2 separate regions of the Homo sapiens genome follow, and region 2 is linked to region 1. Evidence: read pairs that join two places in POLR2A ChIA-PET (ENCODE). Cell type or tissue: endothelial cell of umbilical vein. All regions are shown on one strand. Links, peaks and the distances in the headings refer to the core of each region. The heading gives the core; the rest is flanking DNA.

Region 1 (11,214 bases), core at 1,769-9,768:
AAAAAATAATTTCTTGACATTTCTGTCAAATAAACAAGCAAGCAAAAAAAGATACAAAAACAAATTAATGAATTTTTGTTGTTTAAGCCAGAAACAGTATTTTGTTATGGGGGCGTGAGCTGACTAATACATATGGTAAGAGTACATTTAGTTTTGTAAGAAACTGCCATGGCTGACATGGTTGTTCACGCCTGTAATGCCAGCACTTTGGGAGGCAGAGGCGGGCAGATCACTTGAGGTCAGGAGTTCGAGACCAGTCTGGCCAACATGATGAAACCCTGTCTCTACTAAAAATACAAAAAATTAGCCAGGTATAGTGGTGGGTGCCTGTAATCCCAGCTACTCGGGAGGCTGAGACAGGAGAATTGCTTGAACCCAGGAGGCAGAGGTTGCAGGGAGTCTAGATCATACCATTGCACTCCAGCCTGGGCAACAGGAGCGAAACTCCATCTCAAAAAAAAAGAAAAAAAGAAACTGCCAAACTGTCTTCCAAAGTGGCTGTTCCATTTTGCATTCCCACCAGCAATGAACGTGAGTTCCTGTTGTTCCTCATCCTTGCCAGCATTTGGTGTTGCCAGTGTTTTGAATTTTGGCCCTTCTAATAGGTGTTATTTTTATTTATAATCTCTAGTGCATATCATATTGAACATCTTTTTGTATGCTTATTTGCCATCTTTATATCATCTTTGGTGAGGTGTCTGTTCATGACTTTTTGCCCATTTTTAAATTGGGTAGTTTCTTTTCTCACTGTTGAGTTTTAGGAGTTCTTTATTTATTGTGGATAGCAGTCCTTTATCGGATGTGACTCTTGCAAATATTTTCTGTTGATTATCTTTTTATTCTCTTGACCTTGTCTTTCACGAGTAGAAGCTTTAAATTTCAATGAAGTCCAGCTTATCAATTTTTTTCTTTCCAGGACCATACCCTGAGTATATCTAAAAAGTCATTGCCATGCCCAGGGTCACCTAGATTTTCTCCTAAGTTATCTTCCGGGAGTGTTATAGTTTAGTGTTTTACATTTAGGTCTGTGATCCATTTTAAGTTAATTTTGTGAAGGTCTGTGTCTAGATTCGTTTTGGGGGGGCATGTAAATTTCCAGTTGTTGTAGCACTATTTGTTGAAAAGACTATTTTTTTCTCCATTGTATTGCCTTAGTCACTGTTTTTTGTTTTGTTTTGTTTTGTTGTGTGTGTGTGTGTGTGTATGTATGTGTTTTAATATAGACAGGGTCTTGCTATGTTGCCCAGGCTGGTCTCAAACTCCTGGGCTCAAGCTATCCTCCAGCCTTGGCCTCCCAAAGTGCTGGGATCACAGGCATGAGCCACCATGCCTGGCCCTTAGCCACTGTTTTAAAGCACATTTTACAGCAGGGAAAAATTAAGGAACTTTCTCCAGGAACACTCAGCAAGTACCTGGTAGATGAAATCCAATGTAAATTCTCTGATTAACTTAGGCTCTTATCTACATCTCTGTTGCCTCTCTGTTTTTTGCATATATATATATATATATATATATATATATATATATATATACTTTTTTTTTTTTCAAGACAGAGTCTCAGTCTGTCACCCAGGCTGGAGTGCAGTGGTGCAATCTTGGCTCACTATAACCTCCGCCTCCCAGGTTCAAGCGATTCTCATACCTCAGCCCCCTGAGCAGCTGGGATTACAAGCGCCTGCCACCATGCCCAGCTAATTTTTGTATTTTTAGTAGAGACGGGGTTTCACCATGTTGATCAGGGTAGTCTCGAACTCCTGACCTCAAGTGATCCCCCTGCCTCGGCCTCTCAAAATGCTGGGGTTACAGGCATGAGCCACCGAGCCCGGCCATGGTTAAATCTTTATCAGCATACTTGGTTATTTCTTAGAATAAATTTCTAGCAAGAGAATTAATTGCTGGGAGCAGCTTTCTGAACCTTTGCTCAGGTGGGCACCTTGGTCAAGTAACAGGTCACCTACCTTCTCGGAACCACAGCTGAAACGCATTTGATTTGTCTAAGTCCTGGGCCGCATGCCAGTTCTTTGTTTTTGAAGGTGTGAATTTTCATCTCTTTCAGAGTCCTCATACAGGAAATGTAGAGAAACTACAATGGGAACTGCTAGCCTGGTATCATTTTGAAACAGCAAAGTCTTGTTTAATTTGATTCTCCGGAGGTCCCTGAGCCCCTGCCATGTGACTGTCACAGAGTTATTTTGCACTCAGAGAACTCAGTCTCCTGTGTGCATCGGCACTGGGGAGGGAGGAGGGAGGCAGGAGCTTACACAGCTCTCTTGAGTGCCACGCAGACTGTGCCAAGCCATATTATAAAGGGTTTTGACAGCCCAGAGAACAGCGTAAATTAGGGTTTCAGAAGGTGGATTTGAGAGCTAACGGACAAGCGAAAGACTTGGAGAAAGGCCTAGAGATGTGGGAAGACTTTGGGGGCAAAGACCTTGTGGTCACAGTGAAAAGAATGTGTATGTGTGTGCGTATGTGTATGTGTGCGTGTGTATACTGCTGTGTTTATGTGCAGGGGATGTTTAAGAGGATATGGTTTACAACTGTGGAAAGAGTAAATGGCGTGAAGCTTTGAATGAGAGGCCAACAAGGCTAGTCCCTGTACTATAAGCAACAGGAAACTAGAGAAGGCCTTTTAAAAATAATACATAGTCCAAGCACGGCAGTCCAGCCAGGAACAAAAACAGACTGTCTATTAGGCTGTAGCTTGGTGCCAGTGTTGTTCTCTTCGCCACCCCTCTTTTCCACTGGTGATTAGGAGAGTAGAGCTGGGGGAAGATGAGCATACTCTCAGAGGCCTGAAGAATATGCAGGCCAGGGACGGTTGCTCATGCCTGTAATCCTAGCACTTTGGGAGGGTGAGACACGAGGATTGCCTGAGCCCAGGAGTTCTAGGCCAGCCTGGGCAACATAGTAAGACCCCATCTCCATTATTTAAAAAAAAATTAAATTAAAAAAAAAAGAACGTTCAACAGGTCTTCACTTTTTTTTTTTTTTTTTTTTTAGACAGAGTCTTGCTCTGTTGCCCAGGCTGGAGTGCAGTGGTGTGATCTCACCTCACTGCAACCTCCGCCTCCCGGGTTCAAGCGATTCTCCTGCCTCAGCCTCCCGAGTAACTGGGATTACAGGCACCCACCACCACACCTGGGTAATTTTTGTATTTTTAGTAGAGACAGGGTTTCACTATGTTGGCCAGGCTGGTCTCAAACTCCTGACCTCAGGTGATCTCTGGCCTCAGCCTCCCAAAGTGCTGGGATTACAGGCGTGAGCCACTGTGTCCGGCCAAGTCTTTACTTTTGATTCAGGCAATATCTAAACCCACACTGAGTGGTGTTTCCAAATCTATTCAACCGGTCTCACAGTCTAGTTCTAATCATTTCAGGAGTTTGGTGCTTTAAAAGGCAAGGGTAGTGAAGACAGGGAGGTTGAAGGCCCGACGTACAGTTACTGAAATGCACAGGGTCCTGGCTTTCATGCCCAGAGAAGTTACAATCGAATCAGCGAATCTGTTGCTAGGGAGCTGAAGCAGGCCCGATGATAGACAGAGAATTGGGGGTGGGGCAGTTTAGGAAGCTTTTCTGGGGTGTAAAAATTGCTAGTTCTGGTCAGACATGGTGGCTCATGACTGTAATCCCAGCACTTTGGGAGGCCAAGGTGAGCGGATTGTGAGGTCAAGAGATCGAGACTATCCTGGCCAACAAGGTGAAACCCCGTCTCTACTAAAAATATAAAAATTAGCTGGGCGTGGTGGTGAATGCCTGTAGTCCCAGCTACTCGGGAGGCTGAGGCAGGAGAATCGCTTGAACCCAGGAGGCAAAGGTTGCAGTGAGCCAAGATCACGCCACTGCACTCCAGCCTGGGCGACAGAGCGAGAGACTCCATCTCAAAAAAAAAAAAAATTGCTAGTTCCTTTTGTGGCTGCTCCTAATATAGCAGCCTGCTGCTCTCTCCTCTAATCTCACCGTGGCCACCACCACCTCCCAAGAAGACTGTTGCTGCATCCAAATGCTTGGCATAAACTGCCCCTGAAATCCAGCACTAACAGAAAGACACACCCTGAAACACTACACATTTTGCCGAACATTGTAGTTTGCTATCCTTTTTCAAAAGGACAAGTTTTAATAAGCCAAAGCTTGCATTCAATTCTCTTAAACCTGAAAATCTGTCTGCTCCTTGTTGGAGAGTTAGTCTTAAAGGCTGAGAAGCACTAGATAGCCATAAAATCAGGCTAATCTTCCTTGCCTTCACAGCAAGGAAGGAGAAATTCCTCAGGGAGCCCAGGACTGGGCACTGCAATTATACCCTGAAATGAAGGTTGCCGTGGCTGGAGCAGAGTTGGGAAATCCAGTCTGAAGCCTCCCTTCAGACTATGGGGGCTGCTGGGGAAGCCCTGGGGATCAGTTTCCTCCAGTCTGAATAAGTTGCTGAAGGCAAATAAAGCTCTAATTTCCCCCATTTTTTTTAACACCACCAAGAACTGAAAGAAACCCTAAGACAATCAATACACATTTCCATTTAATTCACCAGCAATTTTCTACCAAGCTTTGTACAAGATGCTATTGCAGTTGTTATCAAGAATGATACATTTAACAATGATTGGTAGGTAAGCTATGCTAATTATTTCAAACTAAAAACCATATTTTTCTCTTTTTTTCTTTTTTTAAAGTATTTTTATTTTATTTACTTATTTATTTTTGAGATGGAGTCTCGCTTTGTCACCAGGCTGGAGTACAGTGGCGCGATCTCAGCTCACTGCAGTCTCTGCCTCCTGGATCCAAGTGATTCTCCTGCCTCAGCCTCCTGAGTAGCTGGGACTACAGGCACGTGCCACCACATCCAACTAATTTTTGTATTTTTAGTAGAGACGGGGTTTCACCATGTTGGCCAGGATGGTCCCAATCTCCTGACCTCCTGATCCGCCCGCCTCGGCCTCCCAAAGTGCTGGGATTACAGGTGTGAGCCACTGCGTCCGGCCCCATTTTTTTCTTTTATTTATTTTCTTTTTTTGTTTAAAACCATATTTTTCTGATTTTCCTCTGTTTAGCAACTTATTCTGAAAAGAGTCGCAGAGTCAAATAATGTTTGCTGTTTCCTTCTCATTTTCCAGGCTTCTGTATGTTGGAGGGGCCTAGACCTCAGTCCTGGAGCCTCTTCTCATCTCTACCACTCCCTCTGTTATCTGGTCCAGTGCAGTGGCCTTCTGTATCCTTATACTCATAAATGCCCCTTCAGATTCAGATTTCCAAGGACCATCAACATGGCCATGTGGATGTTCAATAAGCATCCACAACGGCACAGTGGCTCATGCCTGTAATCCCAGCACTTTTGGAGGCTGGGGCGGGAGGATCACTTGAGGCTAGCAGTTCCAGATGAGCCTGGCCAACATGGTGAAACCCCATCTCTTCTAAAAGTACAAAATTAGCTGGGCGTGGTGGCAGGTGCCTGTAATCCCAGCAACTCAGGAGGCTGAGGCAGGAGAATCGCTTGAACCCAGCAGGCGGAGGTTGGAGTGAGCCGAGATTGTGCCACAGCACTCCATCCAGGGCGACAGAGCAAGACTCCATCTCAAAAAAATAAAAGTAAAAAAATCAGCATCTCTGACCTCATACTTTACGCACACACACCCCAATGCCTCTTCTCCCATAGTCTTCGTTATCTCCATAAACTGAAACTCCTTCCAGCTGCTTAGGCTTCGAACCTTGAAGTCATCCTATATTCCTCTTGGTCCTTCACTTCGTAGATGTCATCAGCAAACCCCACTTGCCCTACCACCAAAATATATTCAGAATCCCTCTCATCTCCTTTCTCTTTACCATCCTAGAGCAAGACATCATAATCTCACTTCTGGAGTATTCTAGCAGCCTCCTAGCTGGCCTCCGTACAGTCCGGTGGATTCTCTCTGCCACTCAAAACCTGCACAGGTTCTTTTTCCCTGGCCCTGGCCCCAGCCCCCTCCCTCTGAGTTGCTCTCCCACCCACTGTCCCTTGCCCACTCTGCTGCGGCCACTCTGGCCCTTTCCTGATCCTTGAACAAGGTAAGCGCTCTCCAGCCTTCAGCGAGCTCACTCTTCCCACAGATATCTGTGTAGCTTGATCCCTTCGCTTTCTTCACACCTCTGTGGAAATGCCACCTCAAACTACCTAAAATGGCAATGCCCTCCTCCATTGCACTCTTGCCCCCTTATTCCGCCATATTTTTCTCCATTGCACTTAGCATGACTCAGCATATTATCTACTCATTAGTTTGTTTATTGCCTGTCATCCCTCTACTAGAATATAAAGTCAGGGAGGGCAAGATCTTCATTTTGCCTGCTGCTAAACCCCCAGTGCTTGGTATCTAGCAGATGCTCAATAAATATGTGTTAAGTGGGGGATTAAAAAGCCCTTAAGGGCCCAGGCACGGTGGCTCACACCTGTAATCCCAGCACTTTGAGAGGCCGAGGTGGGTGGATCACCTGAGGTCAGGAGTTCAAGACCTGCCTGACAAATACGGTGAAACCCCATCTCTACTAAAAACACAAAAATTAGGTGGGCATGGTGGCGCGTGCCTGTGGTCCCAGCTACTCTGGAGGCTGAGGCAAGAGAATCACTTGAACCTGGGAGGCAGAGGTTGCAGTGAGCCAAGATCACACCACTGCACTCCAGCCTGGGCAACAGAGCGAGACTCTGTCTCAAAAAAGAAAAGAAAAGAAGAAAAGCCCTTAGGGTTCATTCAGTGCAAATGTGTCACTTTATAGATAAAGATACCAAGACCAGAGAGGACAGCTGTCCAGATGAGGCCACTTAGATTAATAATGGTGCTGGAACAAGTGCCTGAGTGCCTTGACACCTGGCCAGCTCTGCTACACCGAGGCCTGGGTGAAGAATGCATTTAAGTAGATGCCCAGCATGCGTGTTCAGGTGTATCATACAACACTTAGCTTTCTCTCTATAATATACTCTGATGCTTATATTCCATCTATTTCATTTTTTGAAAAATGCTGACCACACTCAATTAAATTAATTTCATGTCCTATTAATGGGTTGTGACCCAAAGTTGGGAAACAGAACACTAAGGCCAGGCGCAGTGGCTCATGCCTGTAATCCCAGCACTTTGGGAGGCCGAGGCGGGCGGATCACCGGAGGTCCGGAGTTTGATACCAGCCTGACCAACATGGTGAAACCCCATCTCTACTAAAAATACAAAAAAAAAAAAAAAAAAAAAAGAATTATCCTGGCGTGGTAGCAGACGCCTATAATCCCAGCTACTTGGGAGGCTGAAGCAGGAGAATGTCTTGAACCTGGGAGGTGGAGGTTGCGGTGAGCAGAGATTGCGCCACTGCACTGCAGCCTGGGTGACAAGAGCAAAACTCCATCTCAAAAAACAAAAAAAAGGAAAAGAAAGAAAAAAAAAAAGAAAAGAGCACAGTATATAACAGAGTGAAAAAAAAATATTGGCTGGGTGCAGTGGCTCACACCTATGATCACAGAACTTTGGGAGGCGAAGGTGGGCGGATCACCTGAGGTCAGGAGTTCGAGACCAGCCTGACCAATATGGTGAAACTCCGTCTCTACAAAAATACAAAAATTAGCTGGGCATGATGGTGGGTGCCTGTAATCCCAGCTACTGGGGAGGCTGAGGCGGGAGAATTGCTTGAACCCAGGAGGTGGAGGTTGCAGTGAGCCGATATCGCACCATTGCATTCCAGCCTGGGCGACAGAGTGAGACTCCATCTCAAAAAGAAAAAAAAAAAGAAAGAAAAAAATTCTGTACCTTTTTTAAGTACTAAGATGCATGGCTAATGCACGAAAACATTTGAAAAGTGCTAGAGTAAAATGATCTATTAACAGTAATAACTACAGTGAACTCAAGTATGCAGAGAAATAAAAAAATATCCAAGGCCTGGTTTCTTGGCCCTCGTCTCTCATGTATGTTAATCTTGAAGCATCATCTTCTCCTGGCTCCATTCTATCTCTGTCGACAGTCCTGAATTTCATGCCATTCCATATCATATTCATTTTCTTGGTTTTGTGACTTGTTTTCTGCACCAACTCATGCTTATAAATTGCCGCTCTGTACTTGCAGTCAGAACGCTGCATTCCAAAAGGAGGCAGGAGGCATGGCAAGGGTTTCCACATAGCTGACTTTGTTTTGACAGTGATGGTATCTGATGGAGTGGGAGCTGATGGCAGCCCAACGCCCAGTCTCTTTGTCCACACCAACTATTCATAGCTGGCGAAGGCGGGGAGGTACACATCAGTGTGGGGGTGAGAGACCTAGAGGCTGGTCAAATAGAGGACGGGGAATATGTGGTTATGCAGGGCACGGAGGTCAGGGTCATGTTAAAAATCAAGTATTTAACATATTGGCTGAGGCACAATAACTCTAGTCTAAATTTATCCCACTCTTCCAACTCTCTCAGGACTGACAGAGCAGCTAGTGTTACCACTCGGGAAAAAGTCAGAGCAGGGTCTAAATTTGTATCTAAAAGAAATCTCAGATGCAAGATTCAGAGAATTCCACCAGGCTCCTTCAGATGTCCTGAAAGATGCTCTGGGTAACCCGATATTGTTGGAGGACAAAACAGTTATATAAATCTAAGATAGGGTCACCTTCTTCGTTATCACTGCTGTCATCATCAACCTGGCTGGGAATTTCACTGCCAGTATACCACAGGGTCCAGGCCATTCAGACTCCCCCTGTCATGGGATAACCAGACTCCCGAGCTGGTTATTCTCCATGTGCCTCCCCTGTCCACTGCCTCTCCTGCCCTCTGTGTTTTCTATAACTGCATCACCAGAGTCCCTGTTCCCTTGGCTTCCTGTTGGGTTTGTCTAATGGGAGGCGCTGGCAAGAGATTGGAGGTTGACACATTTATTCCCTGCTCCATCCCACCCCCATCCGCGCTGGCTCAACCCTGCTTTCCTGCTGTTACATTCTTCTATGGCTCTGGCTTCTGTGGGAAGGTCCGTCTCCCATAACTCTGCTCACAACATTTCCTCCTTTGCCCCTTCAGGCCTGGTCCCCGGCCCTGGGCACCTCACCATTCTTTGTTGGTTCCTTGCCTCTGGCTACACGTTTGTGAACAGTCTCTGCTTCAAGCTTTTTTCCCCCTGTGCAAACACTTCCGGGTGTGCATCTGTTGCCTGCTGGTACCCTGACGGATGTAACTTGGTCTCACATCTATGGATGTTCAGGCCTCGCTCACAGCTGGATCTCACAGAGGCAGGACACCGTGCTGCCTTGAAATCGGAGCCCTGGCACAGGCCACTGGGTCTCTCCCTCTACCCATTCAGATCATGCACTTTTTGAGTGGCTGCAAGCAGCTGATGAGCTTAAGAAGTCTCTTATTTTGATGATGCAATTCTAGGTAGGATCAGGTGGGGCTGAAGCTCACAGCAGTAACCCCAGAAAGTCTTCCAGGCCTCACTCCTTTCCAAGAGCTCAGGAGATGCAGAAATGAGGTGGTTCAAGCTTGTCCCTAAGGGGACATAGACTCTCGTGCCTGGAAAAGCATTAAAGGTCACGCAGGCCAGCCCATTCCGTTTGTAGCTCAGGAAGCCGAGGCCCAGGAAGAAGAGACTCCCGTGGGGTCAGAGGGTAAGGTAGTGGGAGAGAGAGGATAAGAATCCAGAGCCCCTGAACATTCATCCTCAAATCTTCATGCTGGAAGGAGTATTAAAGGGCACACTGACCCCAATAAACAACAAGCCACCTGCAGTACAGGGTTTTGCCATCTACAAGGGGGGACTGCCAGAGCCTCAGTTGTCCCTGGTGTCCCCCAAACCCTAAGCCTAGCCAGGGACTCTCCAGACAAAACAGCATGGTGTGATTTGGAGTGAGGAGGCACCCTAGGGAACTCCTTTCTACTCACAGAGACTAACACCTCCTGACTCCTACAGTGACCAGCTCCCTCCTGACGGGTCAGCTTCCTGAATGGCCACACAAGGCCTGGGCTGCAGGGCCCCTCCTGTGCTCCCTAGCAATGGCCGTGTGATGAATTTTTACCAACAGAAGCAAACAGAAGTTACGGCTCACTTCCGGTTTGTGGTGGTGAAGGAAAAGCTTTGCTTTCTCTTCTGTCCACCTGGCTGGAAGCAAAGGATTCCAAGATGGTGAAGACACACATGAGCACAGCCAGGATGCCCAGTTTGGAAGACAGCTGTGTCAGAGTGCCGCCCCCACCAGCTCCACCCACATCCGACCTTGAAATGAAAGAGAAATAAATAAGTTTTTGTTGTGTCCAGAACCGCGATCGGGAGTGGGAAGGGCAGGCTACAGCCGGTGCCAACAACCCTGGTTAACACAGATATTGTGTCACTGTCCAGGTGACCCCCATTTCCCACCCATGACTCAGCTCTTCTTTTCAGACACATCTTGCAGCTCCATCTTTCTCACCCCTCCTCCCATCCTGCCCTGTCATAGGTGTCTAATGCCACCGTGCCTCTCCTCTGCCCTCTCCTCTCTTCCCTCAACATCTTTCCTCATTGTGTACCACCCGAACTACTCAAATGGCCCCTTCTCCCCTTGAAAGTGCCTTTTCCATTCTGCCAGAACCGTTTCTTTTTTTTTTCTTGCCTATGTAAGTATGAACTTTATTATTGTTTGTTTTGACTGTTTATATATATATATATATTTTTTTTTTATTATTATACTTTAAGTTCTAGGGTCCATGTGCATCATGTGCAGGTGTGTTACATGTGTATACATGTGCTGTGTTGGTGTGCTGCCCCCATTAACTCGTCATTTACATTAGGTATATCTCCTAATGCTATCTCTCACCCCTCCCCCCACCCGTTTCTTTAAAGGGCCCTCTGACCCTCTTCAGTCACCCAAACAACACACCTAGACCTTCCCCTGGAATTGTCTGGATCTCACAGTCATTGCTGGGTCCCTTAAAGCAAAGCTGCTGGTGAATAACAATATATAACAATATTCTCTTTGGGTTTGCAAATGCCCAAAGAAGTCTCTGTTATCACCTTTATTGTTTAAGAGGGACAATAATTTAAGAGGACTATTTACATGTTTTTGATAATAACAACAATAATAGCAATGACAGGAATGATAACCCAGCCTTTTTTTTTTTTTTTTTTCCCATTGTAGAAACTTCCAGTCATTCACCCTATCAATCCCTGAAAAGAGTTCTTCCTCCCTCACTCTTCCCTTCTGGGACATGACCTGGGTTTCTGCGTCTAATCTCTGAGATGCTGGGGTGGTACATCACATGGATTTTTTTT
Region 2 (8,229 bases), core at 1-8,000, 76 kb before region 1:
ATTTGCCCCAATTTAAATTTAGAAATGACCAGTTTCAGTAGTAGCTGAACCTGTTCAAAATGTTAATAAAAGTTTTGTTGCACAGTAGCCAAAAAAAAAACACAGTCAACCTTAACTTTTCCTTAAATAACAATTAATTCAACATGAACTATGATGCAAGTTCCTTCACGCTGGTCTCAACTTCTTCTCCACTAAAATAAGGCAGATAGAATAATTTCTACAATAAGTATCAACCAAAAAGGTTTTGAGCTACACAAGCATAGCCTTTGTATATGGCCTGCTGGTACACTCTTTCACCACTAGGGGATGTTCCAACATTAGTAAGGAGAAAAGGCTGAGTTACAACAAGACTTAAGAAATAGAACTGCTGCAGTTATCTGAAGTGATCAAGAATGATTAAAGATGAGAAATTATCTCAAAGAACTAAAAACAGAACTACTATTCAACCCAGCAATCCCATTACTAGGTATATATCCAAAGGAAAATAAATCGTTCTACAAAAAAGACACATGCACTCATATGTTCATCACAGCACTATTCACAATAGCAAAGACATGGAATCAACCTAGGCATCCACCAACAGTGGATTGCATAAAGAAAATGTGGCACACATACACTATGGAATACTATGCAGCCATAAAAAATAATAAAATTATGTCTTTTGCAGTAACACGGATGCAGCTGGAGGCCATTATCTAAGCATTCGAATTAATGCAGAAACAGAAAACCAAATACTATATGTTCTCACTTGTAAGTGGGATCTAAACATTGGATATACATAGACATAAAGATGGGGAACAATGGACACTGGCAATGACTAGATGAAGGAAGGGGTGGGGCAAGGGTACCTATTGGGTACTCTGCTTACTACCTGGTTGATGGGATTAATCATACCCCAAATCTTAGCATCACACAATATGATCCATGTAACAAACCTGCACAGGTATTCCCTGAATCTAAAATAAAAGTTGAAATTTCAATGAGAAATTATATATTTTAGTACCAGTGGAGATCGTGACATGGAAAGCAGAATTGCCTTTCTAAAAGATGCCCTGCATTCATGTGTCTCAACAAAAAATTAATGTACGCAATAAAACACAAAACAAATGATAATGGGGCGGAGAGAGACAGCTATATTAATACTCCCTGTACATTCTAGTCTGAAAGTAGAATTTAGGAATCTTGCAAAGTTGTAAAGCAAGGAAGAGAACAATAACAAAGAGCAAATGAACCTATTACAGAACAAGACGATGTATTTAAAGTATAAAATTATATGGTAAGACATTATTTGCCCATTAAATTGGTGAAAAAAAAAAAACCTGACAAGGAGCAACCTTATATATTGGTCTTAGGAGTGAATCTGTCCTACCTTTTTAAAAAACCAATTGACAAGATACTTAAATTTTGTCTATGGCCATACCACCTTGAACGTGCCAATCTCATCTGATCTCAGAAGATATTTAAATTTAAAACCTATACACTTTGATCCAACAATCCCAGTTTTTAAAATCTATGACAAATACATATATAGGTACATAGGAACAAAACATGTATATTGCAGCACTGTTTGCAGCAGGGGGAAAAAACCTAGAACCCACCTGAACGTCCATCAATAGAAGAATAGATGAATAATTTATGGAATTAAGGAGAATGAGTTAAATCTATGTGTAGAAACCAAGATAGAGCTATGTAATATATAAAAACAGGAAAAAAGGAATATGTCTAATACACTATTTTTATAGCAACCAAATAACTCTGTGGATATGTGTTTTTAAAAGACCAAACAGAAAGGTGTAAGATACACACCAAACTGTTAACATCATCTTGTATTGCAAGGCAGAGGCTACCATTAACGGTTTCTTCAAATTCCTCTGCATCTTTAGATTTATGAAGTAGAGTATAAAAGTTTTGTGCTTTCTTTCCTTTGGGGGGTGACAGTGGGTATTTAAAAGCAAAAACACCTAGTTAGAACAAATAAAAGAGTTTTTCGGGTTTTTTTAAGAGATGGGGTCTCACTCTGTCACCCAGGCTGGAAGACAGTGGCACCGTCACAGCTGACCACAACCTCAACTCCTCAGCTCAAGGGATGCTCCCTTGAGCAGGAAGGGGCTGCAGGCCTGAGCCACCACACCTAACTAATTCCCCCAATTCCCCCATAAAGATGAGGTCTCTTCATCTTGCCAGGCTGGTCTCAAACACCTGGGCTCAAGGGATCCTCCCACCTTGGCCTTCCAAGCAGCTGGAAATAGGAGTATGTTAAAATAAGCAGAAAAGAAATCGTGTGGCATGGGCACTTAATATAATAGAAATTGACAAATCAAGAGTTTCAATAACAGCTTGTGTAAACAAACCAAATGATAAATAAGCCTAATTCCCCCAAACTAAAAATTATACTTTTTAGTTCAGAGTTAAGGTAAAGTTTTTGTTGAGTAATATGTAAATTAATGTCTTCCATTATAATGCAAATTAACAACTATTCATTTGAAACTGTAATGCTATTAATAAAAATCTCAAATAACTGCTGACATTTCAGTCATCAAATTAAAGATGGTCTCTGAAATTTAAACATTCATGAATTCTCATTTTACCATAGCTAAAATCAAGACACTGCTTAGATACAACCTTACAGCTGCTGCCGGCAAGTGGCTGCTGTGATGCGGTGCTCACTGCACACTCATGCTTCACACTGGCCACACCGCTCAGACTATGGTCATGCCAGCTAAGTAACGTGCACTGTTGCTAAGACTATGTTGAGTTTAAATTACTAATTAAAGTATTCAAAAAGATTACACTGTAGTTGCATAATACAACAAAAAGTAACGTTCTGCATAGAAAGATACTGAAATAGCGCAGCACGGTGGAGAGGAAAAGCTAGGATGAGAAAAAGGGGATGCTAGGGAATAATATAGGAATAGGGAAGAGTAGAGAAGAAAAAAAGAAGAGTGGAAGAAAATTTTCCAGAGGTTATACCTCCAAGTCTTCAGTGTGTTAAAAACATATAAACCTCAGAAATGTTTGTTTTTTCTTACTGATAGCAAACCTAAAAATAATTTTTTTCATTACTTCTGTATGGTTCACTTCAGAATTACTGTGCAATTTGAAACAAAGCAAAATTAGTTTTCCTCATGATCTACATACACTACAGAATGATTCATATTTCACTCTTCCAGATTCTGATTTGAAAAATCCAACCACAAAGAAGCACAAAATCACTAGGAAGCTATTCTGTACAAAAAGTAAAATCCTGCAAATGTATAAATGTAACTCATAGGTACTTGGGTCAACTTTAAGTTACATGAATTTGGGTTTTTCTACTTGAGTCCTTTGTCTAATCTGAAACCTACCCACGCTAACCCAGCATAGACAATGCAAAGGCCGTAACATTTACATTCAACAAATACTTCAAAAATACAGTAATATAAGTTGCTATTGAAGAAGTTAATCACCTTATTCACAGCACAACCATCATAAAAATGTTAACTTTCTAACCTCCTATGACTGTCCTGTATGCCACTATCCAGGATTTAAAAAAAACCACATACACACACACACGCACACAGACACACCCCACAATCAATGTATTTAGGCACTATAACAACCACAATAGTGACGCCTGTATGGGAATATTTAGTTTACACAACACTTTGATGGGCATTATCTACTCTTACTTACCAGAATACTGCCTTTCAAAACCAGGAAAAAATCATCTTCACTTAACCAAGATTAGTATTTTTCATTTTCACCAGAAAGTCAAGCATGGGGTGACTTTACATCAAAAAGCCTTACCAACAAATTTAAGGAATGACACGTAGGCAGCACCATCTTTCAAGGAACAAAATTCATTTAAAAACCAATTCTTACTCCACATGTACTTGAAATGCATTTCTCCATAAGGAAAATAGTGTCTAGATTCCTAAGATAGCCCACAAATGCCCATTTTACCTCTTACAACTCTGCTGAGCTGCAGTTCACATTACACTAGCCTGGGTTGCTGGGCAGGTAGCCAGGTTACCAAGCCTCCATTTCCTCTGCCCGCTTCTTAATTTTCCTATTAATATTCCTCAGGCTCTTCTCTTTGTAACAATCTCATCAGGGGTGGCACTACTGGACCATCGCGATGGCAACTACCAATTCACATTTTCAGCACTAATCTCTCATGTGCTTCAGACCCACAGATTCAACTACATGTTTGCAGACAGCTAACACTCAATAGGTTCATTTTCTCTTTCTTCCAAAAAATCTGCCCCACCACCCAGCCACCACCAATTCCCCCTACTCCTTTAATGAGTATGAGTTGCCTAAAAAGCCAAGCCAGGAATTTAGAAGTCACCTTCGAACTCTTCCTATCTCACACCTACATCCAACCGGCCACTCATCTTTTGACTACCCTTCTCAAATCCACCTCACCATGCCTATCTCCATCAGCTTTGCCTTGATTCAGGTCCTGAGCCCTCGTCTCCCTCATTCAAGTCTGTATGCAGCCAGATATGACCATTTCCCTCTCTACATAAAACTTCAGTAGCTTCCCGTTGTCTGTAGTAGCAATTCCCAAACTGGTAAAAGAGTACCTTCAAAGTAAGTTGTTGTTTTTTTTTTTTTTCAAAACAATTAAATTGAACTAGATTAAATAATATTAAGCAGGCCTCTCACTAGCAAAGTTTTGAAGTCTTACAACGCACAACATGATGTATTTCCCTGCCATGAGGAACTGGGGCGGAAGGGAGCCTCAACTGGGTTCCAAGGTCAAAGTCAAAACTGATTGCAAGACATGTAAGATCCTACAGACTCTGGCCCCGCCTAGTTGTCAACACCATCTGCCATTCATCAGTGGTTATCACTCGCCCCTTACAAACCTTACATGTCATTCATTTAGAACACAATCTGTAGTTCTTCAAAGAGCCCTACTGTTCCCTGACTCCACTTCTTTATATAGAATATTCCTTCTGCCAAGAATGCCCTTCTCTTAGTCTGGCTAAAGAGCTCCTACTTGCTCTTCCAGGACCAGCTCAAGCTACTAAGCTTTGATTGTCCCTTCCATCTCCTAGCAGAGGACTGCCCCCACCTTTCTCCCACCTCTGCAGGTATCAGAGCACTTTTCCAACAACGTTGAACTTATAGACTAAAAACCTTAAAGGCTGGGAACCAGGCAAGCATCCAGCAGTGCAGCTGAATAAAGGAGACAGGGCAAGACTGGGTGAAGGAGGGGTGGAATCCCTCTTCTTTTTGTGGGCAAAATTTGACAACAAAGTAATTTTGTCTTTGGCATGCTCCCGCATCTCATCCCTATTCCCCTTTCCCAGCTCTCCCAATATCCTGTGTTCCCAGGTCCCTTAGTGACCTCATGGAACTCTACACAACCTCCACCACAGCACTATGTTCTTCAGATCAACCCTTCCTCTTCCTCTTAATCAGGATCCTTCTGTTCAGAAGTTAACACATAAATTAGTGACAGCTTCTCATAGCTGTTAACCTAAGATGAATCACTAAGAAACAAAATTTTAAAAGAAGTATGGAGAGGATATGGGGAGTGGACACTCTATCGCACAGAAAGACTGGCCCAGAAGCATCTAGGAGTCTCTTCCTGACTGGGCCCCCCAGAAGTGTTTCCACCTCACTTCATCCACTCCTACAGATTAGCTGCAGTGAGTGCTACAGGTAGAGACAGAGCTGGGGCAGACACTACCATCCTACAGATCATCCATTCTTCTTGGGTTGAATACCTCTGTGTCTTTGTTTTAGTTTGAGACCACTTATGGTTAATTCTTCAGCAGACAGAAAGTTCTCACCAACATGTTCACCAATGAACTTAAAACAGTGTCTTCACTCTAGCCAAGCAGTTCCCTGAAATCTAACCCCAAACTACTGCTTGACTAGAAAAAGGTAAATTAAATCAGAAAACCAAGATGTTGTCAAGTATCCTAATTTTTCAGATAAATCTGTAAATATTAAATTAGCATTCTAGCAATAATCATTCTGGTTTATTGCCAATTTGATTTCATAAAAACTCATTTGTTAGAATGGTATTGCCTACCATGTGCCAACTAGTGGTCTAAATGCTGGAGGTTACAAGATTAAATTTCTAACCTTAAGGAACCACATCTAGTAGGCTAGACAAATAAGTAAGCAAACAAATATCAAACAAAATGGTGACCAATGGCACCAGGGAGAAAGAGAGAACCAAGAACAGAAAAGACTTCAAAAAAGAACTATCTCTTGATCTAAGACCAGAAGGATGTAAACTTGATCAAGCAAACAAGCAGTAAGAGGAAAAATGTTAGGGAGAAAATAGAGAGATGAAACCCAAGCAGGGGAACTGCCACATGCAGAGGTACTATAGTGAGAGATCCTAAAAAATGCCAGGAAAACAAGTTATTTAAACTGACTGGTGCACGGGGTGATAGCCTTTGAGGAATAATTACAAATGGAGGTTTAGAAGGATAGGACAGGATCAGATTATAAGGAAGGGTCTTGTTAGACATGATAAACAATACAGATTATCTTGTAGGTGATGGAGATTCTGAACTTTTGTCACCTGAAAGAGATCCTAGGCCAGGCCAAGGAGCCATATTCCTGAAGAATACAACGTGAATGGTATCCTCTGGACTTGTGCAATGCAACAGCACAGTGTTTACCTGCTGGACTGTGTATGTGTAAGAGAGAAGAACTCATTCATCGATGTCTCCCCAGCATCCAGCCCTGTGTTTGGCATGTACAGGAACTAAAACACTATTAAATAGTTAGAAGTACCAACACAGTCCTAAAGGCATAACCAAGAGGCCCTAACCAAGCCCCCTTCCTTGCTACCTATAAAATCACAACTCTTATACACTACAATAACTTATCATTGCCACAACTATTAAGGGAACATGAAGAATAGTGAGTCACTATGGGCCGCACCAGAGATTAGAAAGGATTGGGGCGGGGGGTACTCTTTAAGATGCTTCTGAATCTGACTAAATTAATGAGCTTATTCTATTCTCTTCATCAAACACTGAACAGAAAACCATGGGTTAGCTTAAAATTATTCTTCAACTAACTCTAAGGCAGTGCTGACAATTATGAAAAGTACATTTTCATATCAAAAAGACCCATTAAATATTTCAATTAAGCGTGTGCTAGGTTAGTCTAGTCTTTCAAGTAAGTGCTACAGACAAAATTATGTCATTTGCCTATTGTACTTTACATTTTACTTAGTATACTAATCTACTTATTATAATTAGCATTAAATAGGTTTCTATCTTTTGTGCTTAGGAAAATTAGAAACATAAACATTAAAAAAAGGAGAAACAAGGAAACTACAGATGAAAATTGTAAATGAGCTTAGAAAACTGGTGACTTAAGAAGCTAAGGCATGATCTAGAGATGAATGAAAAATCTTTGGTCTAAAAAAATAAAGTAAAATAAAATAAAATTTAAAAAAAAGAAAAATCTTCGGTCTATAAGGAACCAGTGACTAGGATTCCATGTTTAAAGAAATCTAAAGGTCACAAAATTGAAATATAATTCAAAGTCTTCTTTAAAAAAAAAGTAGAAATATTTGACTAATCAGAATTTTTAAATGAAAATAATGCATATAAAGTCCTATAAAATAAATACAATTACAGATAGTTTTAAATTTTATAAGGTGGTCAGAGACAGAGACATTGGGTAACAGTAACAAGATGGGAGAGAAAACAGACTGCAAACACACCAGAGACACAAAGAGAAAAACTAAAATATACATAAAATGTATATCGGAGATACATGAGGTTAACATCTTGAGCTTTTGAGGATGTTGCTACTAAAGATACAAAATCATAGATTGTTTTGGACATAAAAAGCCTGAATATAACATTATTGCCTGCTGTTCCAGTTAACAAAAAAACAAAGAGCAATCATCAATCACACCCCACACACACATCTGACTTGTTTTGAATATCTTCAATGTTACTAAGTTAACAAATAATAAGTTACCCTTCACTCAGACTCTTATCCTTACAATTCTCTAAGGTACCCTTTATCACCTCTATCTGGCAAATAAAAAAGCTCTCAGAGGTTCAGTGACTTACTTAACCCAGACTACAAGACTGGTATGTGACAGAGCTGTAATTCAAAATCACTATGGCTCTGAAGCCCACATTTTTATCCAATACACCATGCCCTCTCCCAGGACATAAGACTGTTAAGTTTTTAGCCACCATCATGTTTTTACATACTCATGTTTTCTTACTGTGCTATCCCCAGAGTAAT

What was found. ChIA-PET counts read pairs that join two places held together with the same protein. Peaks named below come from ENCODE experiments on the same cell type or tissue, not always from the same donor. Only the 100,000 strongest peaks of a DNase experiment are listed, where the experiment ranks them.
Region 2: POLR2A ChIA-PET joins it to region 1 with 9 read pairs; 8 of 35 experiments call an interaction of 5 or more read pairs at or near these places.

Annotation. Positions count from the first base shown.
Region 1 is chr3:194,546,531-194,557,744 of GRCh38, forward strand. No RefSeq gene overlaps it. Among named protein-coding and RNA genes, the nearest start is that of TMEM44-AS1, 32 kb to the right of the region's middle. RefSeq lists a silencer at 7,106-7,304 and enhancers at 9,708-10,207, 10,102-10,431. In endothelial cell of umbilical vein, for the core only: no CTCF peak of the experiment used is centred there; a DNase peak (open chromatin) is centred at 2,511; H3K27ac peaks cover 240 bases.
Region 2 is chr3:194,472,181-194,480,409 of GRCh38, forward strand. The region is part of intron 2 of ATP13A3 (ATPase 13A3); the gene reads right to left. Among named protein-coding and RNA genes, the nearest start is that of ATP13A3, 11 kb to the right of the region's middle. In endothelial cell of umbilical vein, for the core only: a CTCF peak has its summit at 289; DNase peaks (open chromatin) are centred at 331 and 4,001.